Linked DNA regions of Homo sapiens: region 1 is linked to region 2. The links are chromatin loops, found by intact Hi-C in ENCODE. Cell type or tissue: sigmoid colon. All regions are shown on one strand.

Region 1 (8,000 bases), 57 kb before region 2:
GAGCCAAATCATGAGTGAACTCCCCTTCACAATTGCTTCAAAGAGAATAAAATACCTAGGAATCCAACTTACAAGGGATGTGAAGGACCTCTTCAAGGAGAACTACAAACCACTGCTCAATGAAATAAAAGAGGATACAAACAAATGGAAGAACATTCCATGCTCATGGGTAGGAAGAATCAATATCGTGAAAATGGCCATACTGCCCAAGGTAATTTATAGATTCAATGCCATCCTCATCAAGCTACCAATGACTTTCTTCACAGAATTGGAAAAAACTACTTTAAAGTTCATATGGAACCAAAAAAGAGCCCACGTCGCCAAGTCAATCCTAAGCCAAAAGAACAAAGCTGGAGGCATCACACTACCTGACTTCAAATACAAGGCTACAGTAACCAAAACAGCATGGTATATATAACAGAGATATAGATCAATGGAACAGAACAGAGCCCTCAGAAATAATGCCACATATCTACACCTATCTGATCTTTGACAAACCTGAGAAAAACAAGCAATGGGGAAAGGATTCCCTATTTAATAAATGGTGCTGGGAAAACTGGCTAGCCATATGTAGAAAGCTGAAACTGGATCCCTTCCTTACACCTTATACAAAAATTAATTCAAGATGGATTAAAGACTTAAACGTTAGACCTAAAACCATAAAAACCCTAGAAGAAAACCTAGGCATTACCATTCAGGACATAGGCATGGGCAAGGACTTCATGTCTAAAACAACAAAAGCAATGGGAACAAAAGCCAAAATTGACAAATGGGATCTAATTAAACTAAAGAGCTTCTGCACAGCAAAAGAAACTACCATCAGAGTGAACAGGCAACCTACAAAATGGGAGAAAATTTTCGCAACCTGCTCATCTGACAAAGGGCTAGTATCCAGAATCTACAATGAACTCAAACAAATTTACAAGAAAAAAACAAACAACCCCATCAAAAAGTGGGCAAAGGATATGAACAGACACTTCTCAAAAGAAGACATTTATGCAGCCAAAAAACACATGAAAAAATGCTCATCATCACTGGCCATCAGAGAAATGCAAATCAAAACCACAATGAGATACCATCTCACACCAGTTAGAATGGCAATCATTAAAAAATCAGGAAACGACAGGTGCTGGAGAGGATGTGGAGAAATAGGAACACTTTTACACTGTTGGTGGGACTGTAAACTAGTTCAACCATTGTGGAAGCAGGTGTGGCGATTCCTCAGGGATCTAGAACTAGAAATACCATTTGACCCAGCCATCCCATTACTGGGTATGTGCCCAAAGGATTATAAATCATGCTGCTATAAAGACACACGCACATGTATGTTTACTGCAGCACTATTCACAATAGCAAAGACTTGGAACCAACCCAAATGTCCAACAATGACAGACTGGATTAAGAAAATGTGGCACATACACACCATGGAATCCTATGCAGCCATAAAAAATGATGAGTTCATGTCCTTTGTAGGGACATGGATGAAATTGGAAATCATCATTCTCAGTAAACTATCGCAAGGACAAAAAAACCAAACACCGCATGTTCTCACTCATAGGTGGGAACTGAACAATGAGAACACATGGACACAGGAAGGGGAACATCACACTCTGGGGACTGTTGTGCAGTCGGGTGGGGGGGGAGGGATAGCATTAGGAGATATACCTAATGCTAAATGATGAGTTAATGGGTGCAGCACACCAGCATGGCACATGCATACATATATAACTAACCTGCACATTGTGCACATGTACCCTAAAGCTTAAAGTATAATAATAATAAAAATAAAAATAAAAAATAGAGCAAAAATAAATAAATAAGTGTTTTCACCATTTGACTATGTCAAGAAATTTTTTTTCATCGCTCATATTCTCAGCCCTACACATATCTTATTCTAGGTTCCTCAGCAAGTTGAGATGGTTTTTAATATTCCTGAGGGTTATTGGTTTCTTTGTTTGTTTGTTTTCAGACGGAGTCTTGCTCTGTCGCCCAGGCTGGAGCGCAGTGGCACCATCTCGGCTCACTGCAAGCTCCGCCTGCCGGGTTCACGCCATTCTCCTGCCTCAGCCTCCTGAGTAGCTGGGACTACAGGCACCCGCCACCACGCCCGGCTAATTTTTTGTACTTTTAGTAGAGACAGGATTTCACGGTGTTAGCCAGGATGGGCTCGATCTCCTGACCTCGTGATCCGCCCACCTCGACCTCCCAAAGTGCTGGGATCAGAGGCATGAGCCACTGTGCCCAGCCGGGTTATTATTTTAAAGACAATATCTTCGAATTTTTTTAAGAAGTAGATACATTTAGGTCTGATTTCCTTGAATATGAATGGATGTGTTTTATTCTTCTCTCCAATAGGATGTTAAATTAAATGATGCTGGGATCAGTGTTTCTGATGGCCCGATCTCAAAAAAAAGAGCATTCTCTTTGGATACATTTTCCAAAACTTTAAGATATGCAAAACCACCAGCAAATTTTATTCAGACAAGAAACGACCCTGCTTTACACACAGGGCAGGAACTGGTGCTGGGACTTCCATTCTGGCTATGAATAGAAGAAGCCTGGGCCAGCAAAAAAACTGACACTGAGAACGGAGGCGTGCAGCAAGGATAGTCTCATAAACAAAAAGGGAAGCAACAGAAAGGAAATCTGTAAAAACTCCCTGAGGCCTTTGATCACAGAACACCGTGTAGATGCTCCAAGGGCTCATTTAAGACATTGGCTAGTTACTATGTGACTTGAAGCAGCTCACGCCACCACTCTGAGCCTGCTTTTTCATCTGCAAAAAAAAAACCAGTATATCAACAACTAGTTTTGGGCATTCTTATAGGACTACGTTAAGTGCTTGGTAAAATGTAAGGGTATGTGATTACAGCAATATATTCATTTTAACAAAATTTCACAGTAAAATAATTTGGATGTTTTCTAGATTGTTTTTTTTTTTGGCATTTTACAGTGAAAACCGATAAACCCAGCAGCCAGCACTTTATTATCCAAGGACAAAACTTTGTGCATACCTTTAGGTTATCTAATACCTGGTACTAAAAGAAAAAAGCAAATAAAACCAACTTACAGATTGCATCTAGAACAGACGTTATACAATATCCATTTATGTCAATAAAGATATTGAAGTATAAAAAAAAAATTTTTTTTTTTTGAGACAGAGTCTCGCTGTGTCACCCAGGCTGGAGTGCAGTGGCACAATCTCAGCTCACTGCAACCTCTCCCTCCCAGGTTCAAGCAATTCTCCTGCCTCAGCCTCCGGATTAGCTGGGATTACAGGCACCTGCCACCACGCCCAAGTAATATATATACATATATGTATTTTTTTTCTTTTTTTTTCTTTTTTTTGTATTTTACTAGAGACAAGGTTTCACCGTGTTGGCCAGGCTGGTCTCGAACTCCTGACTCAAGTGATCTGCCCACCTCGGCCTCCCAGAGTGCTGGGATTACGGGCATGAGCCACCGTACCCGACCTAAAAAATATTATTTGTAAATTGACTAGACTGTAACTTCTAGGAAGTGTAAAAAATATTACTTTTAAATTGCCTTGAGTGTAACTTCTAACCCATATTTCTAAAAATTCACAGAAGTATTCAAACGCCACATTGGTGGAAGATGTAAGAAGGGGACTTTTATAGTTTGCTGTTCTGCCTTTGCTTTCCCATCTCAGATCTTCAGTAGGGTAGTTACAGCAACCTCTTATAAGAAAGTGCCATACCTAATAAAGATATCAGAGAGGTCATAGAGCAATCAAGAGTCAGGAACTGAGTTTCCAAACCCTTTTTCTCTGTCCTTTAGGTAGCTTCACTTCACTCTAACTCTCAATTGTTTGTTGGAATCATACTCCGTGGATTTTGCTACCTAACGTTGACAGAAAACATTAAAACTCCAGGCAATCCATCCCCAGTTCATCAGCTCTCACCTTGGGAGCACTGCTCAGGGAGGGTACAAAGACAGTCATTTCATTCCTCTCACTACAGCCACGTTTTCTGTCCTCCTCGCTGCCTTCCACCGTCTGTACTAATACTACTCTTATTCAGCCCCCAAGTGTTATTTCCAGGGATTTCCTCAAATCACAAGTCTTTATACAATATTTGGAATTTCATGTGATTCCAATGCAGGAAAAGTGCAATCTCCTGCCATTTCTATCACACTGTCTGGAAACCTCCCCTCCCACGTATTTACCTTAATGAAAAGAGGAAAATGGAAGAAAACATATCTTTTCCCATAAAAAAAAATCCCCTTTATTAATCAACCAAAAAATGCTACTTCATGACTCCTTTTTTTTTTTGTAGAGAGAGGGTCTCACTATGTTACCCAGGCTGGTCTGTAACACCTGGGCTCAAGCCATCCTCCTGCCTTTGGCCTCCCAAAGTGCTGGGATTACAGGCGAGAGCCTTCGCACCTGGCTGGCCTCCTTTATGGTATTTTTACATACTCCCTCTCTTCACTCTTCAGCCGTAACTTCTTTCTCCTGGCTTAACCACCTACCAGAGAGACCTTCCCCAACAACTCATGCAGATTTCCCTCTAGACAGCTCCATTACTCTATCGCACCACTGTTCTACTCTTTCTTAATTCTTATCCTAATATAAATTTTAAATATTCATCATTTATTTTTAATGCTTTTTGTTTATAATCCTACAAGACATATTGAGCTCCACAAGGATCTTTTTGCCGTACTCACCCCTGCATTTCAGTTCCTTGCTCACTGCCTGACACATAATACTGTAAAGAACTGGGAAGGGACTGAATTTTGCCCTACTCACAAGCCAATAAGTTTGCCTGCTACAGTTTCATTGATGCCAGTAGAAGACAGGAGACTCAGGGTCAGAGAAGAAGAACAGCTTATTAATCACAACAATAGCAACAGCCAGGATTTTGGCATTTTGGGGACAGTATCTCGAGGCCCAAGTCTACAGGGTGACACAAAAGAACCGAAAGATACCTGAATACATAGTGGGTTGTGATACAGGAGAGGAATGCTGAGTTTAGGGGATGCAAAAATTTTATAATGGGCAGCAAGCATGTCTGCCCTTTGCTCCAAAGGGAGACCCAATCCCTAGCTTCCAAGGCCATTCACTGTATGAACATCACTGAAAAGATTTTCTGGGACAAAGGGTAATCTGTGTCTTTCTTATAAGGTATGCAGAAACATAAGAAACCCATGGAAAATTATCTCCTAACAAGTAGAGAATCAAAAAATAATATTTTTTATTTAATGAATAAATGAACTAGAACACCAATCTAGCACAGGTAGTGAAACTATTTTTTAAAAAAGAAAGAAAACCTTCTTTTGTTACTGAAGAGATGTCCTTACCCAGTGGAATGCTGGCAACTGTTTAACATTCAGCTCTTGGGGATAGAGGAGAGCTGATTTGATTTGTAGCATTTTTCAGTTTTCTTGGCAAAAGTATTCACACTGTAACCAACAAGAAGTTACTGATATCTCGGAATGCAGAGCTGGGGAGAGATGCTGGACAACACATCATTGTGGAATATTCCCACCATATGAATGCAAAACGTAAATCATCTCAAAAGGTGACTTTACTAAATAGTAAAATACTTAGGAAGCGGTGAGTCTTGAGTACATATTAGTTTAGTTTTAAAGACAGTTTACTTCATTGTAAGTTTATACGACTAATTTTTTCGAGACAGGGCCTTGCTCTTTTGCCCAGGCTGGAGTGTAGTGGTGCAATCATAGCTCACTGCAGCCTGAACTCCTGGGCTCACGTGATCCTCCCACCTCAGCTTCCCAAGCAGCTGAGACTGCAGGCGTGCACTACCATGCCCAGCTAATTTATTTTTCGTTTTATTTTTTGTAGAGACGGGGGCCTCACTATGTTGTCCAGGCTGGTCTCAAACTCCTGACCTCAGGCAATCATCCCACTTTGGCCTTCCAAAGCTCTGGGATTACAGGTGTGAGGCACTTTGGCCGGCCTTGACTTAGTTTTTAATAATGTCTGTGTTTAATAAGTGGCTCACAAAATTCTTGAAAATTTAACAATTGGCTCTTGTGAGCGGGCACAGGACACTCTTTACCACTGTTCTTCACTCCTCTCTGCCTGTCTTTAGTGTCACTCTTGTCCCTTCAGTCCCATATGTATTTTATTTCCAGATCTTTCATTTCTTTAGAACTCAGCTACTTCTGTTCCTCCGGGCTATGCTCTGCCTCATTCCCTTTCACTACACCCCCAAGCCTCACCCCATTCCTGGAAAGCTTTCGATTCTGTCCTTCACCATCCTCCCACCCCCACCTCCCAATACACACACCCCATGGCAGGCCATAGAAGCACCCCCAGGGATGGGATCCAGGAAATTCCACTTCGCCTTCCTCAGTAATCAAGGCCACAGCAGGGAAGATGGCTAACTGTGTTCCCAAGTGATCACTTTCAATGGATTTCCTCATGAAATCATTGCAACTACCTACTTGTTAGGCTCTACACTATTTTTTGTGCCATATTTTAAGTACCATTTATTATAATAGGGATTTACAAGCAGATCTGAGATACTAACCTCTCTTCTGATGTGAAAAATGCATTCCAATTTCTAAACTGAGAAAGCAACTTTGGGAACATACACAAATGAGAAACTGCTTAATATATGGAATTTGATATATAATTGTATAATGTTTATTTATTGAACTATATCCACCAGAGGGCAGCAAAAAATTTTATATGGGACATGTATTTACTCAATACAGAATTAAGAGCAAACCTCCATCATTACTTGATGATAAACAGGAAACCATTCGAGTCCCAATAAAGGCTTTCAATATTATGGAGAAATATGATCACAAGGCTAAAATTTATTTTTTACTTTAAAGCCTCAATACTAACTTTCATATTAGGTTAATCTCCAGTTAGTTACTCATTGATCCGTTTAATATATATTATTTAAACACTTCTCATATTCAAAGCATTGTGCTAGTAATGACCACAGTGAGGCATGATTCGAGGAATACAAAAACAACTGCCTGCCTGTGCAGTTGTTTATATATCAGTCAGGATTCTCCAGAGACATAGAAGCATTTGGATGTGTGTGTGTGAGTGTGTACATTAAAAGATTTATTCTAAGGAATTGGCTCATGAAATTATGCGGGCTGGCAAGTCTGAAACTTGTAGAGACAGACAAGCAGGCTGGAAATGCAGTCAGGAGAGGATGCTATGGTCTTCAGGCAGATTTTCTTTTCAGTGAAACCTGTTTTTTGCTCTGAAGGACTTCATCTGTTGGGATGAGGCCCACCCACATTATGAAAGTTAGTATCTTTTACTTAAAATCAACCGACCGTAGATGTTAATTGCATCTACGAAATACCTTCACAGTGACACCTGGATTGGTGTTTGGTTACGTAACTGAGTACTACAGCCCAGACAAGTTGACACATAAAATTAAACACTCCAGGCTGGGCGCGGTGGCTCACGCCTTTAATCCCAGCACTTTGGGAGGCCGAGGCGGGCGGATCACGAGGTCAGGAGATTGAGACCATCCCGGCTGACACGGTGAAACCCCGTCTCTACTAAAAATACAAAAAATTAGCCGGGCGTGGTGGCGGGCGCCTGTAGTCCCAGCTACTCCGGAGGCTGAGGCAGGAGAATGGCGTGAACCCGGGAGGCGGAGCTTGCAGTGAGCCGAGATCGCGCCACTGCGCTCCAGCCTGGGAGACAGAGCGAGACTCCGCCTCAAAAAAAAAACAAAACAAAACAAAACAAAAAAACAAAAAAAAAAAACAAAAAAAAATTAACTACTCCACTGCTCAGAAACATTTTCCCTGTCCAGATGCTGTATCCTAGAAATGCCGCACTTGGAAAAACATGCTCTGAGTCATGAATTGATCTTTCCAGATAACGTCTCTAAAATGCATACATCCTTGGTAGGTTAATATACCTACCTAGACACCAAGGCGTGAGTGCCAGGTTATCACATACATTTCTCCAGACAAAAGAGAATCTGTGGCATCCTGAAAGCAATGAGTAGCAAGAGATTCTAAATGCTGAAAGC
Region 2 (8,000 bases):
AAGAAAATAGTCTCTGGGCGATGGGCAAGTGGAGGACTAGGAAATTGCAGTATGGTGCCAGGCATCCACTTGTGATTAATAACAATGAATTCAAAATTCAACCAGTCAGCAAGGTAATATTTTTTCCCAGGCACATTTAGCCACACAGAGACAGACCTTAATAAACTAAGAGCGAGATTTACCAAGATTGGAATTAACAAAATATGAACATGTTCATAATTTTATTTTAAAAAGATAGGAAATTTTACATAGAAGCATATTATAGCATTCCTATAGAATAAAAACACACTAAAGACATGTATGGGTGGCTATGTTTTTATGGGCAGTTTTTATTTTCTTCCATATCCATATTCTCTAAATTTTTTTGCAAAACTCAAAATTAACCTATCTTAAGTCAATTAGTATTCAGGACCATCCCATATAACTAAAGAGAAAGTAGTAGAGCCAGGTCCCACAAGAAATTTAAATCTGAAAGCAATAAAACATGGCAATTCTCTTCATCTTTTCTCTCACTGAGTGTGTTGTCTCCTGTGTATGTTTCCTTCTGGGCATCTGCATTCCCTTGAGTCCTTGTGCTTGACAAACAACGCATGGCCCCCAATATGGCTGCTCTTATCTTAGCCCATATTCCCAGAAACCACCATCGCCTGACTGAATCTTTATTCTTCTTAGATAGAATCCACAAGAGACAAGCTAGTTGGCTCAGCTTGGATCAAGATTCCCTGTTTTGTTCAATTAGCTGGAAACAGGAGTAGGAAGTCAACTAATCAAAATATGGCAGCCACTGGCCACCCAACCCCATTACTTCAGCCAAATATTGGGGAGAGAGAGGCAATTCCAATAAAACAGGCCAAGCAAGACCCCCAAAAAAGTCTTATTATGACTTTCATAATAAGAACAAGTATTTTTAAATACATGAATAGATCAGGGGAGATAACAAAATATTAAAAACTTAGTTTCCTCTGGTCAAATATTTATTCTCTGTTTCAGGTAGCTTTTCATAATTGTGATTTCTAGAAAGCTTCTGATAAGGGACTGTTAGTACAAGGCACCGTATCTTTCATTGCATAGAAGGAGTCTGGCAGGCATAAAATCATATTTAACAGTAAAATTTACATTTTTAGAAAACACTGAGAAGCTGAAATATATCCCTGACTGCAAAATGAAACTGTTGATGACATCAAAAATTCTGAGGATTCCCTCTTCAGTGAATGTCTAGTGAATACTTACTATGTGTTATTAGACTTGTAAGTTAGATTGGAGGCAAAATAACATGATAAAACTGAAAACTCAGTCTATTAATGGCTCTTTCTTTATATTTATTTTTTTATTTTCTTATTTTTTTATTAAGACAGAGTGTCACTTTGTCACCCAGGCTGGAGTGCAGTGGCATGATCTTGACTCACTGCAACATCTGCCTCCCAGGCTCAAGCAATCCTCCTACCTCGGCCTCCCAAGTAGCTGGGACTACAGGTGTGTACCACCATGCCTGGCTAATTTTTGTATTTTTTGTAGAGACAGGGTTTCACCATGTTGCCCCAGGCTGGTCTTGAACTCCTGAGCTCAAGTGATCTGCCCACCTTGGCCTCCCAAAATGCTGAGATTACAGGCATGAGCCACACACCTGGCTGGCATCTTCTTTTAAGATTATTTTTAATTGCACAAATTGTACACGATACATGTTTGTGTATTGAAAAATTCAAGTAAATACAGAAGCAAACACCCATGACTATCCCCAATTCTAAAGACTTTGCAGAGGAAAATATGGTTAACAGTTTGGGCTGAACTTTTCCAACTGTTTTTCTAGCTTAGGTTTATATTCTAAGTTCATTCTTAAGGCTTTTCTTTTTCATCTTTAAATTTGCTTTTCTTTCTTTATGCTGATGACTTCCTGTCAGCATTCTTGGTAAGTTATATACTCCGGTGGCGTTGCATCCAGACCCTATAAAGACATTTTTAATAATATCCCAAAGATCCAATCTCTTAAGGCTCTCAGATTTCACCTGTTTTTTAAAAGCAGACATTTTATGGACTGGCGAAGCAATCATTTAGAAACATACATCTCTGAAGCCATAATCATTTTATAATTTGTTCTGCCTCACAAACAACTGCAGCCAGTCTTCCAGGAGGACAATCCTTTAAACTAAATCTCCAGCATTAAAGCCGCTTATGGCTATTTCAGATAATGGGAGCTGTCCAGTCTGTGGTGTGTTCAGTCCCTTTCATTTAGGGAGAATCTGCTGTACGTAATATCGACTTGAAAATGAGCTCCGCACTAGAAATTCAGCAGTGAATGACGGAAATAAGTGAGCTTACAAAATTTATTGGAAATTTCTTTTTGAAGGTCAGAAAATATAACAAGCACAATAGCAAATGTGTATTTTTTTAAATATATATACCACATTCTTATGAGACCCTGTTTTATGGCAGTACCCTTTCAAAAAAAAACTGATTAAAGATAACTCAAACAAAGCCTACTTTGTAGATTTGTCTAAATTTCTGAAATAATAAATAAATACACAAGCCAAAAAAAATCTCTGGACATTTCCCCCAAAAGGAAAAAAAAATCCCAAAAAATATGTTCTTTGTGGACCTTGTAATAAGTCATATTTGTGAAGAAACACACTCTGTCACTTAAGAGTATATCATCTTGAATACTATTGGAATTTTTATTATACTCAGTTTCCTCTTTAAATTGGAAATTATAATGTCTGTTTTACAAGTATTGTTGAAAAATATGTTTGGGTTCCCCCCAAATTTATATGTTAAAAAGTAATTCCCAATGTGAAGGCATTAGGATGTGGGGCCTTTGGAAGGTGATTAGGTCATAAGGTTGGAGCCCTCATAGGGGGATTATGCCCTTTTAAGGGTCTGAAGAGACCAGAGTTCTTCCCTTCCACCATGTGAGAAAACAGCAAGAAGGTACCATTCTATGAACCAGGAAATGAACCTTCACCATATATCAAATATGCTGGTGCCTTGCTCTTGGACTTCCCAGCCTCTAGAACTGTAAAAAATGAATTCATGTTGTTTATAAACCACCCAATTTATGGGATTCTGTTATAGCAGCCTGAACAAAAGAAGACAATTGTACAATGTATGCATAGCAGAGGCTTTGCCATGTGCCTGCCCCATCACTGATTCCAGTTCCAACTGGTGGCAGACAATTCCCATACATACTGGAAAAACCTTATGCCAGATGTTTGCCTTATTGCTCAGCTTTTCTGCCTCAGGACTCGTTCTGAAGCTATAAGATTCCTCAGCCTTATATAGGACAGTCCAGAAACGTTGGGGCACTAACATCCATGGGCACAACCCTCAGCCAGTGAGAAATGGGGGTCAGTAAATAAATGCCTCAGTCTTCTGTTCTTCAGAGGAACAATTCTGAAATTCATTCTATATGGCTCCCTGAGGGGTCCATGGAATTGAGCCAGTTCTCCATAGCAATAACTGGCTCAATAATATATCTTTAATTGGCTTCCTGGAATCATTCCTCAAATAAATTATTTTCACCCAAATGCGTGTCTCAAGCTCTGCTAGGGGTAGAACCCAAACTAAGATATTAGTTAAAGTGCTTTTAATAGCGCCCTGTGGCCAGGTGTAGTGGCTCACGCCTGTAATCCCAGCACTTTGGGAGGCCAAGGCAGGTGGATCACGAGGTCAAGAGATCGAGACCATCTTGGCCAACGTGGTCAAACCCCATCTCTAAGAAAAATACAAAAATTAGCTGGGCGTGGTGGTGCACGCCTGTAGTCCCAGCTACTTGGGAGGCTGAGGCAGGAGAATCACTTGAACTCAGGAGGCAGAGGTTGCAGTGAGCTGAGGTCGCGCCACTGCACTCCAGCCTTCCAGCCTGGCGACAGAGCAAGACTCTGTCTCAAAAAAAAAAAAAGAGTCCAGTATAAAATTCATGGTTAGTATATGATGGTTTCGTTTCCTATGCCTCTTCAGTAGTGTCATTCTTTACTTGTGAATCAGATATCCAGATCTAAGCAATGACTCACTCTGGGGAAAAACAATGTCCTAAATATGGTAGCCTGTAGAGGCCACTGAGGACTTGAAATGCAGCCAATTCAAATTGAGAGGTGCTGACAGTGTAAGCTTTACAAGAGATTTCAAAAACTTAGAATAAAAAAAAGTAAAGTATCTCATGATATAATAATTTGTAGATTGATTAGTTGAAATAACACTGTGGATATATTGGGTGAAATAAAATATAGTATTAATATTAATTCCACTTGTTTCTTCTCATGTTTTCAAATATGGCTACCCAAATTTTTTAAGTTATATTAAGGCTTGTATACATCTATTGGACAGCGCTGCTCTAAACATTATAGGAAAGAGTCATGGTGTGAAGAGAGAGAGAGAATGTATGTGCGACTCAGAATATTCAACAAGATGTTTAATTGTAAGCCACAGAAACAATTTAGGCGGATGTAAGAAAGACTTCATTAAAGATTAAAGGAGGCTCCAAAACCTGGCCCAAAGAATCAAGCTTGGAGGCTGCACAGCGGGTACAATTGTATAGAGATAGTCTGCAAAATACCTGCCATCATTTTTCTTCCTGTATCCACATCCCTTAACAATGTGACTTTGAAGTTCCTCCCATCAGGAGGTAGGGTGTTTCTTTACCCTTTGATTTGGTGCTGGCCTTGTGACTTGCTTTGGCCAAAAGAATGTGGCAGAAGTGATGGTTATATCAGTTCTGAATGTAGACTTCACAGGAGCTCTACTTCTTGGAACCCTGCTGACCTGTCATGTGAACAACCCTGGGCTGGACTGTTCGGTGATAGAGACATGCGGTCCAGTCATCCCCATAGCCTCAGCTGACAGTCAGCCAAACCACAGAAACAGAGCTGCCTCATCGACCAGCAGCCAACTCCAAACACATGAATGAGCCCAGAGCTGTTCAGTTAAACCCAATTCAAACTGCTGTTTTCACAAGATCATAAATAAGCTAAATATAAGTTACTAAGTTCTGAGATGACTTGTGTCAAAGATAAATCCAGACACTGGTTAGACACTGGTTAAAGCACTAAGAATAAACTTTATTCCGTAATTATCACTGCAAAGGGAAAGAGGTTCCAACATGAACTGAACTTTGATTTGTGCAGAGGTGACTGGGCATGTTAAAGGGACAATGAGGGACTAAGGAAGGGGGAATGAGCAGGGGCTTAAGCAGAAACTGATCTTGTTAATTGGTGCTTATCTAAAGGAGAAGCAAACTTCTTATATTTATATGGCAGAAGGCAGTGGTGTAAATTAGAGGCAAGGTGCCACGGGGCTGGGCACCAGAGGGGGAATTATTTCCCTGAATGTTAATTTTGGGTGGTAGAAGATCTACATCGCAAAGGGGAAGAGAAAGGAATTACAACTGCAAGCTTCCTAAACTACAACTGCTCTAAGAGGGGAGGGTTCAGGGGCCTGTTTATTACTGGTTTGGACTGGATCAGTCTTGAGCTTTCCAAGGTGAGCAGTTTAAGGGGCTAGGGTCATTCTAGGAATGTAGCTTTGAGCTGCTAGAAACTATATTAATTTTTGCTCAAAAATTTTAGTGTGGGAGTGGAGTATGGAAAATAGACAAAAATCATTTATGCTGAGAGTCTGCAGTTTTTATAAGCCTACACTGGGGCATGGTCAAAAACAGAACTCAGAAGAGCTTATCTAAAGTTCAGTCAAGAAGAGAGTCTTTGCGACTTACCACTTAGTTATGGGATGATCAGTTATGCAGCAAAATCTAAATAATATCATTTTTCAAATCACACCACAGAACTGGTGCATTGGAAACCCCACCACCCCTCCTGCTAGACCCAGAAACTGCAGCTTGCGTGGCTGACCTACTGATACCAAACATGGCACCACTACTAGGGTCTCTGGAAAGGGCATGTACCTCCCACCACGGCTGCCAAGCTCACCAGAATGGATTGTGTTTTGTTTTGATTTTTTTGGTATCACTACCCTCAATTCAAAGTCTAGGGAGTCTCCATCTAATTCATGGAACCTAAGTCGTGTGCTCATGCCCTAGTTTCACATTGGTATCTTCGGTTTCTACAGTGGAAATCGTTTCCCTTTAATAAAATAGAGAATTATCCAATGCAGGAAGGATGTTCAGATGCTGGGTCATCAAACCAAAAAACAAATGCTATTATGTAAACTATAATATTTCATACCTTCATTGTTTACTGTTGCTGAGAACCATGCCTGAACACACTCCTTATCTTTCTCTATTTTAATAATTCCTCTTCATCTTCCCTGGGAAATTTTCTCTGACTTCTGCCTTCCCCAGCCCTGGTTATATTAGAAAAATGCACAGAGGCATGAAACCTAGCAAAGTAATTAGGATTCCCATTGTTTCCTCAGTTCCTCACTGGTTCTTATCATCAAGAATCTTTCGACCTGAGTGACTGAAATCTTTCATTCATTCCCCAGTGCCTGGCATGGTGTCTGAAACATATTAAGACCTCAGTGTTTATTTCTACATAAATAAACTAGAGATTCATGAAATGAGAGGTCACTCTTATAAAACAGGTTGGTGTCAGATTATGCAGGATATAAATGCAACCTAGCTCAGAGGCAACATAATGTCATTAAAGGTTTTTGTACTATTTATTAGAAAGATTCACCTATATTCAGTGTGTAGGATGCAAATAAGAGTGTGAGGCCAGAGCCTAGCCAGCAACCTACTGCAAAATGTAGTAGGTTGAGAGTGGAAGGGGCTAGCCACACTAATGCAAGAGAAGAGCCAGCTGCATGAAATAAAATTAAGAAGATGTTGGCATCTGACTGGTTCTGGGATGGAGGGAGAGGAAGGAGTATGTTCATATATCATGACAAAAAAATTGAAATGTGTTTTTTTTAATTATGATAATTTTCTTGTTTCCCAAAGACCTTTCCTTCATCCTGTTTATTCTAAGGTATTTTCAAACTCAGGAAAGGAAAAATTACTGCAGAACAGAATAAAAGGGATGTCATGTTTTTTGCTTTTAGCTTCAAACAGCAATGTTGTAGAACAGCAAAGACTTTGGAAGAGTACTTACAGAAAGAAGTTACACCCTTCATCTCCACGCAAGTTTAGGTGCCCAGTAGGTGAAAGCGTCCTGATAGGATGAAAATAATTCATGGAGGAGCAGCAAAAGGGTTAAATGCACATGAGGGAAGACTGAAACCTTACTCTTCCCTAGTGTATAGTTTGAGGAGAGAGAAGGTTGGAAAAAGTGTGTTCTAGATCTACCACATCAACTTAGTACCCCAGCATCAGAGCAAAAATGGTCAGTTACATTGGGCCAACAGTTAGATGTGGCTCGGTGTGACATCGAGGGGCAAAGAGACTCTGATGACGGCTCTGATCCTACCTTAAGGTCACCCGTGAGAAGTGGACAAATAAACCTCCCACTTCCCCAAGCAGGGCTCAGAAGGTACTTGAAAGAGACAGCTTAGGACCCAAGGGTCTAGAATTTTTAACCCAAATGCAAGTGGGCATTATGCAGCTGAGGCGCTCACAGTTGCAGAGATTTCAGGAGGTGGCCTTCTGGAAGACTGACAAATACCATGACCACGGAAGAACAGGTCCCTTTTCCCTGACTCCCTACCTCCATCCTGTCTAGAATAAACTAGGGAACAGGAATACCACCCTGAAGAGCAGGAGGCAAAGGCAAAGTCCAGAAATGACATGATTTTAAACTTGAAGTTACAAGACAAAGGATGACATGACAAAAGTATGACAAAGGCTAAATCCATCTAGAAATGACTAGATTTTGCATTACAATATCAGGGGAAATAGGGCATATAATAGAAACTAAGTTCAATTACCCAAAAATAAAATATTACCTAGTTTGTATGTATGACTTTAAGGCCTATGAAAATTACACTTACAATAGGTACAAAGGAGTTTACTCCATTTGTAAGAGGATTGAGAGTTCTTTTTGTGGAACTATAACAGGTTTCATTAAAAAAATAACAAATTATTGGCTGAAATGTTTCAACTCTAAGTTGAAATTAAA

The links. Peaks named below come from ENCODE experiments on the same cell type or tissue, not always from the same donor. Only the 100,000 strongest peaks of a DNase experiment are listed, where the experiment ranks them.
Region 1: a loop joins it to region 2, with 5 times the contacts of the local background. A loop is called at or near these places in 6 of 110 quality-filtered maps.

What each region holds. Positions count from the first base shown.
Region 1 is chr21:17,901,878-17,909,877 of GRCh38, reverse strand. No RefSeq gene overlaps it. Among named protein-coding and RNA genes, the nearest start is that of LINC03147, 20 kb to the right of the region's middle. RefSeq lists an enhancer at 6,076-6,634. In sigmoid colon, no CTCF peak of the experiment used is centred here; no DNase peak of the experiment used is centred here.
Region 2 is chr21:17,845,267-17,853,266 of GRCh38, reverse strand. The region is part of intron 1 of LINC03147 (long intergenic non-protein coding RNA 3147); the gene reads left to right. The region is part of intron 2 of LOC124900465 (a long non-coding RNA gene); the gene reads right to left. Among named protein-coding and RNA genes, the nearest start is that of C21orf91, 30 kb to the right of the region's middle. In sigmoid colon, no CTCF peak of the experiment used is centred here; a DNase peak (open chromatin) is centred at 4,816; H3K27ac peaks cover 287 bases.